Linked DNA regions of Homo sapiens: region 1 is linked to region 2. The links are chromatin contacts, found by Hi-C or POLR2A ChIA-PET in ENCODE. All regions are on one chromosome and are shown on one strand. The core of a region is the stretch at or near the end of the contact, and the rest is flanking DNA. Distances in the headings are between cores, read along the strand shown. Region 1 has its middle 67 kb from the start of TLE3. Region 2 holds the start of PCAT29 (prostate cancer associated transcript 29).

The links. Hi-C counts contacts between places; a loop is a spot of excess contacts on that map. ChIA-PET counts read pairs that join two places held with the same protein, here RNA polymerase II (POLR2A). Pooled maps may share reads with other maps.
Region 1: a map of heart left ventricle shows a loop between it and region 2 (2.7-fold over the local background). The contact joins the enhancer-like site here to the promoter of PCAT29 in region 2. A Hi-C loop is called at or near these places in 5 of 168 maps with a recorded cell type or tissue (Right ventricle myocardium inferior, cardiac septum, heart left ventricle and 1 more) and 4 of 50 pooled maps. POLR2A ChIA-PET finds 5 or more read pairs at or near these places in 1 of 52 experiments (GM10248).

Annotation. Positions count from the first base shown.
Region 1 is chr15:70,161,418-70,168,664 of GRCh38, reverse strand. No RefSeq gene overlaps it. Among named protein-coding and RNA genes, the nearest start is that of TLE3, 67 kb to the right of the region's middle. Within about 2 kb of position 3,569, at least 16 of the 41 ENCODE cell types and tissues checked have a DNase peak (open chromatin) inside an H3K27ac peak, as active enhancers do; they include heart left ventricle, where a contact is called at or near this core.
Region 2 is chr15:69,589,757-69,596,612 of GRCh38, reverse strand. It overlaps PCAT29 (prostate cancer associated transcript 29), which reads right to left and starts at 4,413. Exons shown (of 4, transcript NR_126438.1): 1 at 4,300-4,413.

The DNA.
Region 1 (7,247 bases), core at 2,320-4,819, 570 kb before region 2:
TGGTCCTGAGCGGTGCTAGGTTTTGCTTGTTGGTGCTGCCTTTAGGGGCTTGCCTTTAGACATCAGAATCTTAAAGAGTGACTTCCAGGAAGAGGTGTAGCATCTACTTGGGTATATGGTTCTGATTTTTTTTTTTTTAAGACAAAGTTTTGCTCTTGTTGCCCAGACGGGAGTGCAATGGCGTGGTCTCAGCTCATTGCAACCTCTGCCTCCCAGGTTCAAGAGATTCTCTTGCCTCAGCCTCCCAAGTAGCTGGGATTACAAGCGCCCACCACCACACCTAGCTAATTTTTGTATTTTTAGGAGAGACGAGGTTTCACTATGTTGGCCAGGCTGGTCTCGAACTCCTGACCTCAGGTGATCCACCCACCTCGGCCTCCCAAAGTGTTGGGATTACAGGCATAAGCCACCGTGCCTGGCCTGGTTCTGATTTTAAATGTTAACTCGGTGTAGTGATATTAACTTTCCATGCGTTTCCTTTTCTCAAACATGTTTCCATAGTGTTCAAGGTGAAGGAGCACTAGCATGTATGAGGAGCAATAAAATATATTGCACATAAGACATCCTGATAGCAATCCATTATATCAACCTATTTTACCTAAATAATAAAAGTATTCTGAAAAAATTGGTTAATAGTAAATGGCTACATGGTGTTGTGTAACAAGTGTATTTTACATGAAATATTTAACATTATGAGGTGTATCAGATTTTAAGTAAGTTCGCCTAAGTGGTATTCCTTAGGACCTGTTACAAGGAATGCTTTTCTTTTATTTTTTTTTTATAGAGGAAATAAAACCCATTCATCAATCAACATGAAACAAACAATATTCTATAAGGACCTACACTGTGGATCAACTACAAACATAGGTTCAGGAGTGCTTGTATCCCATTCATTCTCCTAAATAGGTTAAATATTCCCCCTGCCCTAGACAGTCACTTAGTGAACCCTTCTCTCCCTGGCTGCCATGTGCAAATAGCCACTTTCCAAATGAGCCTCATAGACTAGACTATCTCATGGCCCCACTTCAAAGCTTCAAAAACAAAAAGCATTAATTACACATACCCTCTCCTGTATAAACCCTCTTCTGATGATCAACTAAAATATATATTCCAGGGAGGAAAGTGCCTTGGAATAAAATGCCCAATACAGGGGCCGTACATTGTCCATTTTCTAGCCTGTGCTCTGGGCATTGGTTTGTTCTTTGAAATCTCACTACTTTGGAAAAGTGCTTTTCCAGAGTCAGACTCACTAGATTCAGATGCTAACTCTGTCTCTCACTAGCTGTGTGACCTTGGACAAGTTGCTTAACTTCTCTGTGCCTCATTTCCTTCATTTGTAAAATATGAAAAATGGGCTGAGTTGATCCGAACTCCAATTTCATGGGCACTGGTGGGTCTAGGGCAGGGGTCAATAAACTTTTTCTGGAAAAGGCCAGATTATAAATTTTTCCAGCACCGATGGCCAGAGTTTGCCTTGAAGAGCACTGAAAGATGAGGCTGGGGGCAGGAGGGCTGTGCCCAGTCTGTGCTGTGCCCCTATTGCTGGCTCCTGTTAGGCTTTGGAGCCTTCTCCCCAGAGCGGAGCCACACAGCCCAGCTCCCCACTCGTGTGCCCCGGCCATGACCTCTTCCCCTCCGGTGAATTATATTCTACAGCTAGAATTGCCCCTGAGATCAGCTAGCGCATGCCCTTGTTTTTTAAGTGAGGAAACTATGGCCCAGAGAAGAGTAGAGATTTCCCCAAGGCCTCCCAGCCCATGGCCTGCCAGTGTCCCTGCCTGTGGCGCTAGGGAAGCCCCACCCTGGCCCTCTGTGGAATGCAAACTACAGAACTGTGGGCCCAGGCAGGACCATGGCTGGCCCAAACAAGGCCATTGTGAGAATTATAAAAAAGACCCCTTCCTCTGGAGATGTAAACGCCACGAGTGCCCACGGCATGCCAGCAGATTGTAGGGATTCAGCCCCCTTTTGGCTCCACAATAGTGTGCAACCTGCACGGCCGTACATGGAGGCCCTGGGCCCATGCCTTGTAGCAGGGATCGTTGCTAACCTTGGCAAACCTGAGACCACAGACCCATCTGGAGATGTCGGGAAATACTCAGCTTCAGGCTCTCATTGCCAGATAGGAGTACACTCCCCATGTACCAGAAATCTAGATTTTCAAGTGAAATTTGCAGTTTGTAAATGTTGGCAAGGGATTCCATTTTCTATTGTTTTATTTAAAAAAAAAAAAAAAAACCCATGCTAGTGGATCCTGTGCAGAGCACAAGGGGCGAGTCTGTGGGCTGACAGACTTGCCATCTGACTTACTCCAAACCTCTTGCAATACAGATGTGAGATGACAGGGAAGTGACTTGTCCAAGGTGACACCTGGAACCAGTGACAGCCTGTCCTCCAGCCTTCCCTAGTGCCTGTGACCCACACAGCACCTCTGTTTCACAAGTCAGCATGAATTGCATACACACCTCCCGGCCTGGCCCAGTCCCCAGCTGATATTTTTACCAAATGTCACAGCAGTTTGCAGGAAGGCCCAGGGTCTGGCTTGAGCCAGTAAATTATGATCGCTTGCCAGAGAGCTGTAAACAGGATTCTGATTAATGAATTCCTTAATGGCTGGGCCTGAGTGCAGACCTTGTCTGAGTGTCACCCCAGGCAGATACACGAGGAGGAATTGGCTGGGCAGTGGGAAGATTTGTGTCATGTCTTTGCCTCGGAAAGGGTGCTCCAAACCTGCTGGCCCTGAGCGCCTGAGTAACTACTCCTCCCTCTCTCCTAATTGTGGGCCTGCCGCATCTGAGTTCACGCCAGCCCGTGTGTGCAGAAGACCAGGGAAAGAGATGATTGAGCCTCGAGTGAAAATAGAATTGGCTGGCCTCCACTGTGATCTCAAGAAACTTGAAAATGCCCTGTCTGAATCCAAACAAAGAGCCGAGAAGCCTTTTTCCCCATGCTGGTGCTTTAAGGACCCCCTGCCTGAGGCCTGAGCCAGAGCAGAAAGCCCTGGAATCTCTACCTTTCTTAGTTGGGAATTGGAAACTCAGGCCACAGGAGCCAGACACACACTTGTCCAGACTCCCCAGGGATCTGGGAAGAATGGAAACATGGGAAAGTCACTGACCAGGAAACATCCTGCTGTGTGACCATGAGGCCAATCTCCTGACCAGTCCGGACCTTGCGTCCTCTTCTGTGACATGAAAGGCCTGGAGCACGTTGTTCACCCAGCACCTAGTACAGCCACAGGGGTGAGGTCAGAGCTAAGACCAGAGCAGGAATGGCAAGCAAACTGCGTGTGTGCCCCCGCCCCGCGACTGCACCCAGGGCAAACATCACCGATCGATCCTGGCCCTCCTTCCCACTGAGCTGGGGCCAGACCTCACAGCTTTTCTCACTGCAGAACTCAGGGCAGCACCACCAATCAATCACAGCCAGCAAGGGTGAGAAAATCGATCTGCCATCCCCAGACTGGAAGATTTGTCTTTTGTGCTCAGTCTAAGAGTGGCAGCTTGTGTGGCAGAAAGAACACTGGACGGGGAGTCGGGAGACCTAGCTAATTGTCAGGCTCTGCTGTCAGCTGGCCAGGGCACCAGGCCTCTCTGAATTCCTCAAAGTCCTTTTCTGCCCTGAGGTCATGGACGAGTAAGAGCAGGGTCTATTAATATAATCACAATGGGCGCTTATGTCTCAGGTACTGGGCAAAGCACTTCATGCCCTTTTCTCACTTAGTCGTCATAAAACTTGACAAGGGGGATTAGGATTGTCCCCATTTTGCAGAGAAGGAGATTGAGGTTCAGACAGGTTAAGTGAAAAGCTCAAGTTTACAACTAGCAAGTGTCCAAACTGAGAGTTAAACCCAGGCATCTTGTGGCAAATTAAATATGTCCACAATGTCTTTGAGGTTCCTTCCATCAAGAGGTGGGATCTGTTTCCCTCGTCCAGTCAATCTGGACTCACCATGACTAACAGGATGTGATGGAAAGGTACCAGCAAGTTCAGCAGCCTGGGCCCCAAAGGCCTGACAGCTTCTGCTCTTGCCCTTGGGATGCTGCCCCAAGGCTGCTTGTCTATCTTATTGGAGGGTGAGAGGACACTTGGAGGAGAACTGAGGCACTCCAGCATCAAACATGTGCATCAAGCCACGGTGGATTCCCCAGTCCAGCAGCCCTTCCAGCCCACCCTCCTGCTGAATGCAGCTGAGCGAATGAGCCCAGCAGAAAGCAGCAGAGGCACTGCCCAGACAACCTATAGAATTGTGAAAAATAAACCACTTAGTTTTTAGACTTACTTGTTATACAGCAATAGCTAACTGATACACAGTCCCACTCCAGAGCCACATACTGAATATTATGTGTGTGCTTCACAAGAGGCAATACCATGTAGTGGGCAAGAGAGTGTGGTCTTTGGAGCCAGGCAGCCTGGGTTAAAAGTGACTAAAATAGTGGCTGGCACTATGCTCACTAATGTTCTCCCTAAAGAATGGAAATTTCCAGGCTTACTGGGAGTCAGTGTTATTTACCCAGTGAGGGCTCCTGGGACCACAGCAAAGGTCCTGGCCATCTGCTGCCTCTTATGTCTTCACCTCAGGGAGAGAGACAGAGAGAGAGAGCGCGCGAGTGCAAGAGCGCACCGGAAGCCCCCAGGAGCCCCAAAAGGAACATCTGGGTGACCAACTCCTTTGGAGTTAGATCATGTGCAGACTTGCATGGTAGTCCAAGCAGATAGATACTGTTGGTTCCATGTTTCCCAGATGGGGAATCCAAGACCCAGAAAAATAACTAGCCCTGAGCCAGCCTCCTAATTCTTGGTCCAGAGCTTGTCCCTTTGTCTTAGTGCTGATGTAGTAACAGGGATCCCACCTGTCTGAGCCCATTCCTCAGCCTCAAGAGCATGGCAGAAGCAGACTCTGGGATTTCAGTTATCCACAACCAGCCTTCCTTGGTGTGTGGGTGGGGAAGATGGGGGCAGGATCAGCCCCTCTAAGGTCTCCTGCAACCAGAAACCCATAGTAACGAGGGTGGGCCAGACCCCAGTAGGATAGTAGAGCCCCTAGCTCGTCATCAGAAGGGGCCCCTTTGCCATCTCTTGGGTGTGCATTTTTCTCTCTCCTGGGTCCCTAGCTCTTGGTCGCCCAGCACCCACTCTCCTTCAATCTCTGTGAGGATAAGCCTCTCTTTTTCCTTTTTCAGTGAGGCTAAGAACCAGGCAGGGGAAACAAAACCTAAGACTTGCTGAACCCTCAGTGTGGGCCTGGTACAATGTAAACACTCTGCTTTAATTGACACAACAATGCCACCAGGGATGCCTTGTCACAAATGAGAAAACCAGGGCTCCAAGAGGCTAGGTGACTTGCCCAAGAAGATACATTTAGTAGGTGTCAGGGCTGCGATTTGAATCCAGAGCCACAGCCATTTCTCCCACACTGCCTGTTATCTCCCAGAGGAAGCAGAGAACCTGGCATGAAAACTCCAGTGTGGAAACAGCCAGTGGAAACTGCATTAATGAAAGGAGAGATTGAGCCAGGCCTGACCTCCGGGGCTGGTTCCTCAGCAACCTGAGCCCCGAGAGGAGCTGAGGAGAGACTTTCCCAGCATCCTCAGCAGCTGATTACCAGCTTCACTTTTTCCTTTTCCTCCTTAGATGTTTCCAGTGCTCCCATCAAGTGCTCCGAATCCAGCATATAGAGGAGTGCTGTACCTCAGAGCTGGCAGGACTGGGGTGGTGGGGGTGCTGAGAATGAACCTGCATGGTTCACTCACAGCCTATTGTCCTCCGGGCAGCTGCCTGGAAGCCCACTCCAGGAAGAGAAGGACCCCTGTCAGCTCCACATGTGGCTGAGGCTATGGTCCTCAATAGAATTAATAAATTGAGCACTACCGGGTGCTAGGCGCTGTGCCCTGATGTTCACATTCATGTCTCATATTGTCCCCGCAATAATCGCATGATACCTATCACTGATAATCCTCATGACATGTCCCCACTGTGCTAAATGCCGTCCATGTGTAGCCTCACTTCCCATGGTTCACATCAACCCCGTGAGAGAGTTCTCAGGAGTCCCCCACCCTCATAGTGTTGACCAAACCTCAGAAGGTGCAATGATGCCCCAAGGGGCTAAGTGATTTTCCCCCAGTTAGTAGGTGGCTACACAAGGTTTTAAATCCGGATCCATTTGACCCCCAAGCCAGTGCTCTTAAGCACCCTGCTCTGTGGGGTGTAGAGAAAACTAAAGCTTGGGGGGCAAGTGTGAGATCCCACTCTCCAGAGAGAAGGCCTGACCCATCCAGAGCTGCGTTGCTTCTGGTTGTGGCTTTCAGCCCAACCCAACCCCAGCAGGGCTGATCCATCTCTCAACCCACCCTCCCCAAAGGCATCTGAAACCAATCAGGGCCTGGGTCTCGGTCATTCTTCCAGCCTACTTGGTCTTTCATCCTCCCTCTTCTCTTATTCACGCCCTCTCTCCCACCATCACCACCACCACACACACACACACACACACACACACACACACTCTCACACACTCACACTCTCTCTCTCTCTCTCTCTCTGTCCCTCTCTCTCTTTCTCTCTCTCTCACACACACACACACACACTCTCTCTCTCTTTCTCAACATTCCTCTTCCTCACCCAGAAATAAAACAGGTATAGCATTGGGGTCAGGAGACTCAGGGCTCAATATTTTAGCTCCCCACTACTGTCTGTGTGACCCTGAGCAAGTCACTTGGTGCCCAGAGCTTTGGTTCCTAATCCTCAAAATGAAGCTAATGAGCCCTGTAGCCAGGCAGGGTAGGCCAGGAGAGGGGCTAGCTAGTCTTTGGGACAAGCCCGCATGGAGCCTGGTGCTCCACAGGGATCACTCTGCCTATTTTTCCTCCTTGCAGCCTCCCACATGGGAATTACTGGAGGCAGGGGTGCAGAGGGGTTCATTCAGAAGTGGAGACCTGGACTATGCCCGTCTTTTAAATGAAGAAGATGAGACTCGGAGAGGGGAAGTCACTTTCCTAAAAGCCCCAAGGCCAGTAAGAATTTGGACACACATTAGAATGAGCTCTGTGCAGGCACGAAGCCTGCTTTCATCCATTCATTCAGTTTGTGTTCCCTGAACACCTACTGTGTGCCAGACACCTTGCCCGGCAGAGGATTAGCAAGACGTTTCAAGGCACAGTCCCCCTGTCCCAGGTGACTGGGGAGGTGTCAAGGCCAGGTAAGATCATGGATAGGAAAGCACTTGCGAATGCCCAAGGACAGCGCGTGGC
Region 2 (6,856 bases), core at 3,164-5,663:
GATGACTGCTTCAGGAATGCTTCCATCTTTGGGGCTTGAGTCTAATCATGCCAACCTGCCCCCTGCCAAGTCTCTAAAGAAATCAGGCAATGGTTCTGACAAGTTTTGAAAGGCTTCCATTGCTCTGTGAAACATTCTTGTGCAAGTACCTTTAGGAAGGAGTCGCATGCGGTAGGTTTCTCAAATGTCTTCTCCTCCTCTGTCAAAGGAAGGAGGGAAGGAGAGAGGCCAAATAGAGTGGTGCATAAGGTGTGTGCTAACTTTGAAAAAAAGGAAAAAAAAATCACAGCTGTCCACCTTCCTGCAGCTGCTTCACGCCTAGGCTGCCCGGTTCTCTTCTGCCTGCCTGCTCTTTCCTTCTCAACGTCTGGAGATCCAGGAGTTTTCCTTCCTCCCAAGATGCCACTTTCTGAAGCCAAGGCCAATGGTATGGCAATCATGACCCCCACATCATCACAGCTGCCTAAGTACGGGCTCCCCTTCTGCTCCAAGTACGGGCTTCCCTTCACTCCCACCACAACCAAAAGGATCAACATTCAAAAAGGAGCAGTGTCTAATGCTCATTTATGGTCAGTGTCATTCTTTTCATTCCTAATCCACCCCAACCTGGGAGCCGTGGCAGCCCGGCCTGGAGGAGAAGTCTCCAGGCATCAAGATGTGTTCGGAGCCCCTCAGCACAGCCTCTCTGGGCGTCTTTCTGCTCCAGCTATGGCCCAGCAATGAGGACTGGTGACTATGGCACAGACAGCCCCTGAGGCAGCCCTGGCCTTCACCAGGCTATAAGCGCTCTCTCTATCGCCCTCCCAGTAGCGGACCAAAGGTGAACCTGGATGTGACCCTGCAGAGCCTGAAGGAGAACTGAGCTGGTGCAGCCTGTCCCCAGGGAGGCCCTCTGGCCAGCGTGCCTGGCTCCCCTCCCTGCCCCATGCCCTCCCACAGGCCCAGCCTTGGCCACTTGCAGCATTCAAGAATGCACGAGCCAATCCCTTGTGGCAAAGGGGAGGAAGTAGAGCCAGGGACAGATTGTTATAAATAGGCATGTCTGACTGAGAAGGTCACCGGCCAGGGCAAAACATGCCAGAAATTCTACAAGAGAGAGACAGACATAAATTATCTGAGCATCTCACCACCTCTCTCTTTCTCGGGGTGGAGAACAGGAGTGAGTTCCAAGACAGGGCAAGGGTAAGCAGGTGGCCACGGACATCCAGCCAGCAGCTGAAAAGGCTCTTCTATCGAAGAGGCACTTGTACATTGCATCTAGTTCTTAAAAAGGCTGGCTTTTCTTGGCACTCACAAGAGACTGGGGAGAGCCCCAGCTGGAAAGCAGGAGGGTCAAAGAGGCATAGTGAGCCCCTCCCAGCCCTTCTCTCTTTTCTAGCCCGTCTGCTCCTCAGCCTTGTCCTGCACCTAGCCTAGTGTGTCTCAGCAGGGGGAGGTTTTGCCCTCTGTCCTTTCCCAGGGGACATGTGGCAATGTCAAGAGACATTTTGGTTTCTCTGGACAATCAGGAGCGGGTGCTACTGGCATCTAGAGGGCAGAGGCCAGGGCTGCTGCTAAACATCCTACAACGCAGAGGATATTCCCCCACAACAAAGAACCATCCGGCCCCAATTGTTAACAATGCCAAGGTGAGAAACCCTGGCCTATCCCCTCTCAGGAACCCACTCCACCTCCAGACACCCTCCTCCTTCCCATTCATTTCCAAGGGCCCTGTCGAGGCAGCCGGAGCACACAAGTACTCATAGCTACGCAAATAGCAACTCCTTATTTGCTGTGTTTGCTCAGCCAATATTGACTTTGCAGCCTAACACTGGTGCTATTGAGCCGGGGTTATTCTCAATATTGTTTGAGCAGCATTAGAACAGCCTGTGATAACCGGCAGCAGAACAGGAAGCTGCGCCTCCCTCCTCAGTCTCCCCTGCCCCCCGCCGCACCCCCTCCGTGGGACGCTCCTGTAAAGACAGAGGAACCTGTGTGCTCATGGAGTCAAGCGGACCTAATGCCCGCTCCTCCGCTGAGCAAACACACCGAGGTTAGAGAGGGAGCGTGCTCTCTGGCTAAGTCAACACTCCAGGGAAGTTGGAGCAATTGAAAAAGGTTACTTGGGGAGGCTGTCCTTTGGGGTGGGGCCAGTGAAAAATGATGGTGAGGCAGTTCCAGGCTATCAGCCAAACCCTGCGGTTGGGCTCTGCAGGGAAAGGCTTGCAGGGACTGGAGCTCAGGGGCTCCAGGTGCCCAAGCAGACAGATGGTGACTCCATCCATCAGTCAAATACCCAGTAGGTGGGGGTCTAGTAGGGGCCAGTCGCTTACTGATTGGGACCAGAAGCTTAGAGTAGGAGGACCCTGTGGATAAGCTAATGCAGCCACCACGTGTTCATGAGGAAGACCGAGAAAACTAGCCTCTGCCTTGGAGCTTGTCTCACCAGCGCTGGCTGTGAGTTCACAACTGAGCACAACCCGCTCTGCAGGAAAGCACTCTCCCCGCCCACTGGGCTGAGGTCCCTTTAACAGATGCCAACATTGACTCTGCCACCATGAGAGTGGGCCCTAAAGCGTAGCCCAGGAGAGGGACTGCAGTGACCTCCATTCACATCCGGTGTGAGGATGGGTGGCAGGGTCTGAGTGTCTTCTCGGAGGGACAGAAGGAACGGGGAGAGAAACGAGTGGCCAGGCCTACACAAGCCCCTTGGGCAAGCAATAGAAGAGGAAGTCGCATCTCTTGCATCCCAGAGCTCACAGTCCAGAGGGAGAACCTGGAGGCACAGAAATGAAACCGTGCAACCAGCGTGGAATCAAGGCTCCCGTGTGAGTCTAAGGGGAGTCATGAGCACAGTCGTGTGCAACCTGCCCAACCACACCCCGCAGTTCTGCAGTGAGACCAGACAAGCCATGGAATATTCTGAGACGAGAAATCCACATGGAGTAATTGGGGTGGCTTTTCCTTGCCCACAAGTACAGCAAATGTAGGCTTAGCAGTACATTTGGATCTGGGCCCATGCCGTGTCTCCAGGTCAATATGAAACAAGTTGCCAGGATCATCAAGGGGGCATTCTAAAAATTAGCTCTAGCCAGCCCTAGTGGCCTGGGAGTACCAAAATGGTCATTTGCTAAAATTGGCCATTAACATTTTCTACTAACTGCTCTCTCCAAAGACTTGGAAAACGAGGGGGAAACTCCTTGGAAATCAAGTGTTATGTAGACCCTTATGGCAGCCTGGACTCCAACCTTCAGAAGCTATTCATTTTTAAAAATACATGGTGGGCATTTTCTACATGTGGTTGAGTATTTTATCCAACAGCCAAGTCATTCCAGTTTTCCCCACAGCAGACATGTTAGCCAATGTGCTGCCTGCTCAGTCAGTGCCTCCTTTTCTGACCACCCACAGGAACTGTCCCTGCCACCATGTTTATCCACATTCACGTACCTCTCCCTGGCTGCAGCTGTTGGAACAGCAATGGACTCCTGACTGAGGGGAGGCACCCCATTGGCTAGCCATTGACCAATCAGATTCTGTCTCCTGGGTCTCTGGACTTAGATTCTTGGTATTGGGCCCATAACCTGAGAGATCATGTCCAAGTTTAAGTGAACAAGTTAAAACCTAGAAAAGGCAGAACAGCCGGGTGTGGTGGCTCATGCCTGCAGTCCCAGCACTTTGGGAGGCCCAAACGGGTGGATCACCTGAGGTCGGGAGTTCGAGACCAGCCTTACCAGCATGGAGAAACTCCGTCTCTACCAAAAATACAAAATTAGCCGGGCATGGTAGTGCATGCCTGTAATCCCAGCTACTCCGGAGGCTGAGGCAGGAGAATCGCTTGGAACCCACGAGACAGAGGTTGCGCTGAGCCAAGATTGTGCCATTGCACTCCAGCCTGGGCAACAAGAGCAAAACTCTGTCAAAAAAAAAAAAAAAAAAAAAAAAAAAGAAAGAAAGAGAGAGAGAAGGAAGGAAAGAAAGAAGGAGAAAAAGAAAAGGCAAAACAGAGAAAGCCAGTCTGCAGAGAAAAGAATGAAACAAAGCTACTGAGATAAGCTGAGATGAAAAAAAAAAAAAAAAAAACACCCAGAGAAACACAGGCAAGAAGCTAGGAAAGTCTCTGAGCCTCTCACGGGTCTGGTTGTCATCCCTGCCCTTGAAGTCGGTGAGATTCCTCATAGCCTTCCAACGAAATCATTGTTATTACTGAGAGTTAAATTTATAATACTTCTATTTCTTGCAACCAAACAATTATTGACCAAGACCCCTATTAAGACATCACCTATGTGCTGCACTGTACTTGTTCAATACTGAGGATCTCACCTCTTCTTCTTCTTCTTGCCCACCTTTAGGTCTAACTGGACCTCCTTTCTCTCCTGGTATTCCTCTGTCTTCATTTCTTTAGTGCTTCCTTTCAGGGTCTCAGGTAATAATAACCAGCAGTGTGCCCCAGTGATTAGCAGATGAGTGAGCTGTGTAACCTAGACACCATGTTCCACTTAATGGTTTGTTTGCTCAGCCTACTTCAAAGGAGGCTGTTAGCCTATAAGTCAATAATTAGTCATTCAACAAATACCCATCAAGCTATGGCCCAACCCCAGCAAAGATATGTTGAAAAAAAAAAAAAACTTTTGAAGAGCAAATATAAGCCTTTATATATGGTTGACTTAGCCGTTTCTATTTTCCTTTCACAACAGAGAGGCAATGTTGATGTGCTACCAGTCCTAATGCAGCTAGAAGTTATCTGTTACACCAATGACCCCATCAAAAAGAGAACTGTTAACACAGGCCCAGTTTTTACTTTGCTTGTAGTGGTGGGGTATTAGCTAATTGTTGCCCATTAAGAGAAACAAATAATCCCCAGTGAGTCCCAAAAAGAAGTGGAAGTGGAGCTGAATCACCTGTAAGATCAGGGCTTCTCTTAGCTGCTCACAGCTGCCTGACCCAGTCACAGAAGAAGATGTAGAGGGGATTCATTCCATCTTACTTTTATTGGGTTTTCTTTTACTATGTGAAATGAATCTCAAGAAAACATCTCTCATCCCCCCAAACTCTATCATTGTTCTACTCCTCAATTTTAGTATTACTACTGTAATGATAAGATTATAGCTACTACATAATAAGATTAAACATTTAAAACCATCTAACAAATCACCCATAAGCTTACCCCCATCATTCAATCAACAGTCTTCTCTCTTGTCTCTTTTTTTTTTTCTTTTGGCACATTACCTCCCAAAGGTAGAATTTTCACAGACATGACCCTAGCATGCATGTCAGGTTGCAATTTGCTGTTTGATCCTGCCTGCCATTTTTTCATGTGTAAGCAATATTTTCTAGGCTCATGTTTCCCACTTATGACCTTCAACCCCTTCTAAAGCTCTACCCAATTATGACTCAAGGAATTCCCATTTTTCCCTCCTCTATTCTCCAGCTCTCCTTTGGAGTGCCACTTGCAGAGCTGCCTGGGAGGTGCCTCACTGCTGTCCTACAGGGCCCACTGACAAACCAGGCAGTCGCGTTTCCCCAGGCATGGCCACCCCTGCAGCCACCCCTGTGGCACGCTGCCACTTCTGTGTGAGTGTTCCGCCCATGCCCATCACCCATCACACACTCCGCTGGGTACCACACACTGCCTCCCCAGGTACTGATGTTTCCTCAGAGTGCTCTTGGCCTTTGCAGGGACCACAGCTCTCATTTACCTCCTTGAACACCCAGCACCTAACACAGAACATAATACATAGCAGATGCTAAAAAATATTGGATGAAAAAATGAGTGAATAAATAAACTAATGCTTTGTGGATGGACAAAGGAGCCATAAGGTCCCCTGGCCTCCTCTTTCTGCACATGCTTCTCCTTCTCCCACAGCGCTCTGCCACCCTTGCCAACGTATATGCTTTGAGGACTCATTCCCTAAACATCCACCTCAGGGCCTACAAGCTGCACACACAAGAAGGGCCAGGCTGCAGGGACTGGGAGTTGGTTCAGTTTATGTTGTCTTGAATCAGAGAAAGGAGCATCCCAGGACTTTTCCCACCGTCAGCTGTTCCCTCCCACTCTTTCCTGTCTGAGCTCTGGCTCTCCTCCCCATCTCGCCATGAATTCTTCCCATCACATCGGGGCATCTCCCTTCTCTTGCTCACTTAAAATAAGTAGTGAGCACCTGCTGTGTCTCAGATGCAGACACATCAGAGGAATCACTGTCCTCAAGGAGCTCACAGTCTGGCAGGTCACTGAGATGAAAATAAGTGCAGTAATATGATCTTACGGAGGAGAAGGCCGAGAAGCCTCGCCACAGAGCATAAATGGTATCTCCAGCTGTGCACGAGTAGTTTACGTGCCATGTGGGCTGAGGTCCCTCAGTGGCCTGCAGTGGGGTCTGATGTTCTAGTTTCAAGGTGTCCCTTTGGGTTAAGCATTGCCCTCTTCTTGCTACTGCTTTCAAAGGTGAATCCCCAACTTCACATCCCTCAGACTCTAGGATATGAAGCTTTCCACCCTCTCTAGAAGGGTTAGGGTTGCACTAGAGCATAAGCTTGCTGGCAGCTGGGGAAGGAGTATTATTGTGAGGAAAACACAGGAAGACAGCTTGGAGGCTCCAATGACCCACTTCCCCATGGTGAAGGTCAGCTTTTAAGAGGGTGAACCAGAGGCAATGGCTGACAAACCCAGGTCGTCTTACGACTTTGTGCCCTGAAAGATCTCAGAAGCCTCATTCCTGAACCATCAGCAGAACTTCGAACCTGTAAGGGAAGCTAGAGCTCTCTATGTTTGGACCTGCTCAGTTTTACAGCTAGGGAAACTGAGCCCAAAGAAAAAGAAAAAATGAGTGGGTCTCTCCCTTAAGATTCCCTTAATTGTGCATTGATTCCTGTTTTGCAA